Regions from separate parts of the Homo sapiens genome. Here region 1 is linked to region 2. Evidence: chromatin contacts called from ENCODE Hi-C data. All regions are on one chromosome and are shown on one strand. Each heading gives the region's core, a stretch centred on a gene start or an enhancer-like site at or near the end of the contact. The rest is flanking DNA. Distances are from core to core; before and after follow the strand shown. Region 1 overlaps FARS2 (phenylalanyl-tRNA synthetase 2, mitochondrial). Region 2 overlaps CDYL (chromodomain Y like).

The links. A loop is a pair of places that touch in the nucleus more often than their neighbours do. Pooled maps may share reads with other maps.
Region 1: a map with no recorded cell type shows a loop between it and region 2 (4-fold over the local background). The contact joins two enhancer-like sites. A Hi-C loop is called at or near these places in 2 of 37 single-sample maps with no recorded cell type and 2 of 50 pooled maps.

What each region holds. Positions count from the first base shown.
Region 1 is chr6:5,332,565-5,336,518 of GRCh38, forward strand. All of the region lies in intron 1 of FARS2 (phenylalanyl-tRNA synthetase 2, mitochondrial), which reads left to right. Among named protein-coding and RNA genes, the nearest start is that of FARS2, 73 kb to the left of the region's middle. Within about 2 kb of position 2,532, at least 2 of the 41 ENCODE cell types and tissues checked have a DNase peak (open chromatin) inside an H3K27ac peak, as active enhancers do.
Region 2 is chr6:4,799,193-4,802,956 of GRCh38, forward strand. All of the region lies in intron 1 of CDYL (chromodomain Y like), which reads left to right. Among named protein-coding and RNA genes, the nearest start is that of CDYL, 25 kb to the left of the region's middle. RefSeq lists an enhancer at 3,169-3,218. Within about 2 kb of position 2,464, at least 4 of the 41 ENCODE cell types and tissues checked have a DNase peak (open chromatin) inside an H3K27ac peak, as active enhancers do.

The DNA of each region.
Region 1 (3,954 bases), core at 1,282-3,781, 530 kb after region 2:
AAAGTAGCTGAGTTACTCCGATTAACATCACTTGTTTTATTTAAAATCACGCTAACTCAGAGAACCTTACTGTTAATACACCTGAAGGTATACACCTATTTATGTTGGATGTAAGATGTTACAGAGTCAGAGGAAACAAATAAAACAAGGGCAATGTTATGTGGTTTCAACACCAGTCATCTGTATATTGCACATGATATTGTGCCCAGGGGGTTAGTGATGATATGTGCAGGACACATAGGGCAAACGCTTTCATGGGAGGGTCATTAGAATCAAGACAAGGATGAACCGCATTAAAAGGGTAATGGCTCAGTATTAAGGAGTAGAGAAGAGTGGATACTGAACATTGGTTTTTATTGAGCAAAATGAGTTATTCTTAGTTGACCCAGCTCTTAGGTTTATAGACCAAATCAAGAATGTTATACTAATATTGATTTTCTTATATGATCTTTTGAATTTAATCCATAATATTTTGTCTTGGCATTGGTAACCTCTAAAGTGTACCATTCTGCTTTCTGAATCGCCTTGACATTTTTCATCACCAAATACTTTTTTACTGTTTTAATGGAGTTATGGCAGTGAAATTAGAAAACTAAAAGATTTTGGGAACAGTCAATAATTAAGCAATACTGTTTATTTTGGTCTTACTTGAAATAGATGGACAGGGAGGAGAAAGAGACTTGTGTCTCTTATGGCCCTCTAGCTTCATACCTATCCCATTTCATCTGAGTAGCCTTGATGACCATTTTGCAGATAAGGACATCGTGATTTTTTAAGAGGTTGAATGAATTTGCTAGTCAAGATGCAGTCAGAATTTGAGCCCAGGACTGTTTCTTTCAAAACTCCTTTATTTTGCTGGAGTGTGCTGCTTCTTCCAGTTTGAAATGACTGAACTGTAATGACCAGCTAGATTATAAAACATGAAGTGGGAAAGTTGTGGTTATTTTCTGACTTACTTATTTTGAGCAATGCTATCATATTAAGTAGATATTTTAGATAGTATGGACATGTCTGAGGAACCTCCTACCTTGCCGGACACTGAGGATTTATTCACCTTGAGCAGAGGCAGGCAGGTGTCTTTCTGAATTGGTGGTGGCTGAGTATAATTGAGTTTCCTACACTTTAAAAACTGTACTCCGGCCACTGTTTTGATTCTCTTGTTTGACTGGCCTGTTTGTATTTTGGGCAGTCGCTAGCCAGGTGTTAGACCTATAATTTACCATGTAATTCTCTATTGACTTGAGCTCTGCCGTTGTGCACTTTGTACATCATCTACCATCTACTGCATCATCCCTGTTTGCTTCAGGCTCTCCCAGTGTGACTCATCATTAAATATCCAGTTGGAACCTCAACCTCTTCCAGGAATGCCTCCTCTGGCATCCTCTACATGTGCTGTTCTTCCTCCTAAACCTCCAAGGGACTTGATGCCTGTCCTCTTGTTAATCATATGCTCTTTTGGAAATGTATTTATGTTTCCCTATGAATATGGTGGCCCTCTGGCTTCATACATTTAAAATGTTTGTGGTCAGGGATGATGATGATTTAAACAACAGTATTTTGGAAAGTAGGACTTTTTTTAAAAGTCCTCTCGCATTATCACTTAGTGTACAGCAACTATTGTAGTAAAACTACTTGGCAGTGTAGCGGTAAAATAGTTTAATCACAGTGGTACAAAGGGTGCAGGGAGTATGGCACTCGTACATTGTTGATGGGAGTCCTAACTGGCGCACTCCCTCTTAGGAGATCCATTTGGCCCTATCTGTTAAAATGTAAAACGCACAAACCATTTGACTAGCAATTCAGCTTTCAGAAATTTATTCTAAAAATGCTTGCTTCTGTATGAAAAGACATAAGTATTTCCTTTATAGAGTTACTGATTTTAGCAAAATATTGGAAACAAATGTTCATCAGTAAGGAAACAGCTAAGTAAACATGGGCTTTTGTATGATGGAATACTTGGCACCATTGAAAAGAATGAGGTAGATCGCTATGCACTACTGTACTGCTGTGGAAGGTCATGAGTATTAATTCTTACCAGACAAGAAGAGGTGCACAGCAGTTTGCTAATGTTTGTTTGAAAATCAAGTGTGGTGGAAGATGGGCATGTATACTTATACATACAAGATGATGATGTAAATTGTGAAATATGTAATAGTTTTGGGGATTTAGTTTAAAAATTATGATTTTATTCTCCTCTGTAATATTTCCCCATTTGTCTTTAACATAAAATAATTATAAATCACTTAATATCAGGAAAACAATCCAAAAATATTATCTCTCCAGGAATAAAAATATTATTCTGTCAAAATGTGTAGTCTTGGCATATCAGCCATGTTTATCTTGGGGCAGTGTAGAACAACTGCTTCCCAGCTCCATGTGTAGGCAAGCCCTGTTTTGAGAAGCAAAGCTTTCTATCCATAAATTAAGGTTGGGATCTGATATTTTGATGGTTTCTATGATGGTTTGATGGTTTCTTTTAAGTTGATGAAACTGAATTTGGCTTCTAAGGTGTGTCACCATCTCTTGACATTTGACCTGTGAAAGCATTAGTTCCCTGACAGCGTATGACTGTACTCTAGAAAGGTGTTGTCTGAATTTTTACTTCCCAATCAGTATTCTCACTTCAGGATTTTCATTGCTTTAAGTGACTCTTGTATTTACAAAGCCCATATCCGTTTCAATTCTGCTCCCATCTGATTCTTTGTGATCTGTTTAGCAGCCCAGGCCTGAAAGAGGAACAAACAGAGAGGGAAATGAGAATAAGAAATGAATTAAGTGCCAGGGAGGGACCCAGAGTTAACTGTACAGGCGCTTTATATTGATGTTTCTTCTTCAGTATTGAAAGCTTACTATATTGATGGACTCTTTTTCATCTTGGTATCTTGCACTTACATATTGATGTTATTTGTTTTTTTACCAATATTGAAATGTAGAATTGATTAGTTAGACTTATCATTCAGATAGAAACTGTTTCAAGCTCTTTTTTTGGGAACAAATATTCTTAGGTGAATATTAACATGTTATTGAGCAATTAGCAATTAGTTGTAATGTAAATCAGTTTTCTGTAATACTTTATCACTGCTGTTTGGTGAAATCAAGTTTTATTGGATGATTCAGTGTGTAAGAGTGTCATAAATGAGTTTTTCACTATTACTGGAGATTTAAGTTTTTGGAGAAATTGTGTGACCAGTAATCAAAAGGTATAAAACATTTAGCCAATTGGAAAGTGAAAAATTATTAACATTTGATATGTAAACATAGGCCTCATTTTAATTTAGTCATATTGTCAAGTAGCAGGACGATATGTGTAGTAGATAGTGATACCTGTGCTTTTAATTCCGTTCTTTTTGTACGTCTGAGTTGGATATTTTGCTTTGTATAGAGGGGAAGAGAGAGGAATAGATTTTATTGTTAAGCCTGTGCTGAATCTGAGGTGCCTCCCCACTTGCCCACTGTCTTTCTAGTGCAGACTCAGAGGAGCAGTGGACCTGTTTCTTCAGCACAGAGCTCTCTTAAGACTTAATAGGAAAATTTGCAGAGGTATAAATCTAGTGGAACCATTAATTCTCAGCTGGATTTTTTCCTATTGTGTTTTATTTTTATTTTTCAGATACTAAAAGTATCTGACAAATAAACTGAAAGGTAAGATTGGCTTTTGGTAAAAACAGAAAGGAGAAAAAAAAAACCTTAGTTCTAAATATATCACTTCAGGGTTATAAAATAAGACAGCCTTTTTTTCTGGAAGAACAGAGACATGGCAGTCTGATGGATTTTAAAAGTCTCGGTGACTTTATTTTATACCCATATAAACTAGAAGCTATGAGTCTTTTCAAAGTGTTTCTAAAACCAAAGACTTTTCTTTACATATGTGGATCTCATAAACCTATGGTCAGATAACCTATTTTCAAAAGTCCAGATTTTTTAAAATTTATTTTTAATTTTTAATTTTAAAAA
Region 2 (3,764 bases), core at 1,214-3,713:
AAATTGTGGATATTTGAGGTTTTTCTAAATGTTTTATTGTTGATTTTGAATTCCATTGTAGTCAAAGCACATTTCCTATAAGATTTCAGTTTTTTGGAATCTATTCAGAATTGTTTTATGGCCCAGTATATGGTCTGTCTTGGTGAATGTTCTGTGTGTATTTGAAAAGATTATATAATTCTCTGGTTGTTGATGGAGCTTTTCATAAATACCAGCTAAACTACAGTTGGTATGGTCACATAGGTCTCCCATTTTTTTTTTATTTTTTTATTTTTTAGGCAAGGTCTCACTCACCCAGGTTGGAGTGCAGTGGCGTGATCATGGCTCAGCATAGCTTCCACTTCTCAGGCTCAGATGATCCTCTCACCTCAGCCTCCCAAGTAGCTGGGACTATAGGTGTGTGCCACCACACCCAGCTAGTTTTTGTAGAGATGGGGTTTCATGATATGCCCAGGCTGATCTTGAACTCCTGAGCTAGGCGATCTGCCTGCCTTGCTCGGCTCCCAAAGTGCTGAGATTACAGAGCATGAGCCATTGCGCCCAGCCAAGATCTCTCATCTCTTTGTTTTATTGTTTTTTGGTCCAATTTTATCAATTACTGAGAAATATGTTAGAATTTCCAAATACGATTGTGCATTGGTTGTTTCTGTTTCTGTTTCACGTATTTTGAAGCTGTCATTAGATGGATGTATATTTATAATATTGTTATATTTTCCTTTTAAAATCACTATGAAACGTCTTTTTTGTTTCTAGTAATACTTTTCGAAGTCTACTTTGTTTTACATTAATGTATCCATTCTAGCTTTGGTATATCTTTTTCCAGTCTGTTACTTTTAGTTTGTTTCTGTCTTTATATTTAAAATTGTTCTTTAGAAACCAGAATATAGTCAGTTCTTGCCTTTTTAAAATAATCGGATAGTCCATGCTTTTTAATTGAAATTAATCCATTTACATTTAAAGTAATTATTAATATGGTTATATTAGGTCTATCATTTTTTGCTTTTCTTAGGGAAGGGATTTTATTTGCTTTTGTTCCTCCTCTTTTGCTGATTTTGTGTTAACCAAAATTTCTTATTAATTTTAATTCTTCTGTTGGTTTTCTAGCTATATGCATCTTAGCTTTTTCTTTAATATTGAATCACTTTGGATAAGACATATAATTTTTTCAATGATGTGTTTCCAGTTCCACTACTTATCCTTAGTATTATTGTCACAGTTGTTGCATTTATATACTTTGTAAACCCATCAGTAGTGTTGTATTTTTTGCTTTATGCTGTCATCTTTTATAGAAAACTAAGATATTACATATATCCACATAATTACCATTTCTGGCTGTCTTCATTTCTTCCTGTAGCTCTAAGTTGCCATCTAGTGTAGTTTCCATTTGGACTAGAGATCTTTCTTTAGCATTTCTTGTTATAGATCTACCAATGACAAATAGTTTATTTGAAAATGCCCTTATTTTACCTTCATTTTTAAAGGAAACTTCTTCTGAATACTAGAATTCTTGGTTGACTGGTTTTCTTCCTTTTCCTTCTTCAGTAATTTGAATATGTGGTCCCAGTGTCTTCAGACTTAAAAGTTTCTAAGGAGAAGTCTTTGTTCTTATCGTTATTGTTGCCGTTGTTTTCCTGTTTATGACGTCATTTTCTCTGGCTGCTTTCAAGATTTTGTTTATCCTTGGCTTTCTACCATTTGACTAAGGTGTGTCTAGAAGAAGTTTTGTTTGTGTTATTCTGTTTGAGGTTTATTGAGCTTTTGGGAGATATTTCAGTTGTTGTGTCTTCAGATGTCTTTTCCTCCTTTCCTCTCTCTAGAGTCCAATTAAGGTACTGCTTCCTGTTGTCACATTTTTGGGAATTCTACTTATTTTTCATTCATCTCTTTCTCTTTATGTTCTTCAGATTATTCTGTATTCAGGTTCATTGCAGATGGCAGAACCAAGCATCAATCCGTTGCTTAGCCAGTCTAATGCATTTATTTTAGTAAATGTTTTGTTCAGATCTAGGCTTTTAGTTTTTCTGGTTTCATTTTTCTCCCTTGAGATTGCCATATCTGTTCACTTATTGATACCATATTTTCCTTCAATTCTTTGGGCATGTTTTTCAGACGTTTTTGAAATATTTATGATAAATGTTTGAAGTCTGTTAAATCCAACATTTCGGCTCACTTGGAATCAGTTTCTGTTGACTATCATTTTACCTGCAGAGGGTCAAGATTTCCTATTTTTTTCTTGTCTAGTGGAAAGTTGGACATATGCTGTAGTGAGTCTGAACTCTTGTGTTCTTCTGAGGATTATTGTGTTTTTATTGTAGCAGACTGTTAATAAACTGCTTGGTCAAACTACACACTTTGTTTTTCCTGTGATATGCAGCCGCTTGTAGCTCTCCTCTGCTCTTAGGTCTTTGCACTGGTGGTGGTTTTAGTGTGGCACCCTGTGAGTCTCCCCTGTGTCTGCAAAATTTGAAAGTTGGCTAAGGATCTGAGTAGAGATGGACTTTTCTCTGTGGTTGTCTTTATTCTGGGGATTCCCCTAGTTTCTAGCACTCCACCAGCTTTGAGCTCTGTACTCTGACATTTCAAGCTTTATGCCGCCCTAGCTTGAGCATAGTTGGGAAAGAGCATCATATTCACAGATTTGGCTCCATGTTACTCTTTTTTAAAAATATTGCTTTCTGGTTTCTGACTGCTTTTTCACCGTGCTGCTTGTGGTTTCCTCAGCACATATGTAGTATGTAGTTCAGCTGTCAGCTAGGGATTTCAGCATCTTATGCTCTGAATTTGAGTGTCACCTCTATATTCTAGTGCTGTCAGAGTGCTTTAAATTTCTAGCTGCTTCCCCAATTCCAGATTTTGATATCTGGCACCTTTAGTTGGTGAGGAACTGGCTTTTGTTTGCCCCCATGTTTTGCAGCAATAGCTGTGGGAGTTGAGCAGTGCCTTGAGCCAAGATGCCACAAACTCACAATTCTTAACCCTTCTAGTTACAGTTTTTGAGATTTAACTCTCTTCCTGGCTTTTGCAAATACTACCTTTAGATCATTGAAAAAAAAATCACTAATTAGCTTGGCATGGTGGTACACACCTGTAATTCCAGCACTTTGAGAGGATGAGGCATGAGTCTCACCTGAGGCCAGGAGTTTGAGACAAGCCTGGGCAACATAGTGAGACCCCGTCTTTACTAAAAATAAAAAAAACTTAGCTGAGTGTGATGGCAGTGTGTGTAGTCCCAGCTACTTGGGAGGTTGAGGTGGAAGGATCACCTGATCCCAGGAGGTTGAGGCTGCAATGAGCTATGATTGCACCACTGTATTCCAGCCTGGGTGACAGAGTGAGACCCTACCTCAAAAAAACAAAAAACAGTTATTATAAATGTTATCTGTGAGTGTTTGTGTGACCTCTTCACCCTTCCTGCCATTACAGAAAGTTGATATTTTTAGTTTTGAAATACTAGGGTGAGTATAGCTTGTCTGTTTCATGAGCGTGTCTTTCTGTTGTGCTTTCATTGCTTTTAGGGTCATTATTCAGTTTATTTTGTTCTTTTTTTTTCCCTTGAGATAAGTTTGTATGAGAGTCAGCCACCATCCTTTTTCTGTTCTTCTTTTTATTTGAAATTAGGTTGTGTGCACTTGTGCAGGGAGGGTGGGCGGGAGAGGTTTTCAGAGGCCACAGGATTCTCTTTTCCGGCATCTCACTAAGTACTTGACAGTGTGGCCTGGTACCTTTTGAGCTCAAGGGCTGTCCTCCCATTCCTCTCCTTCCCC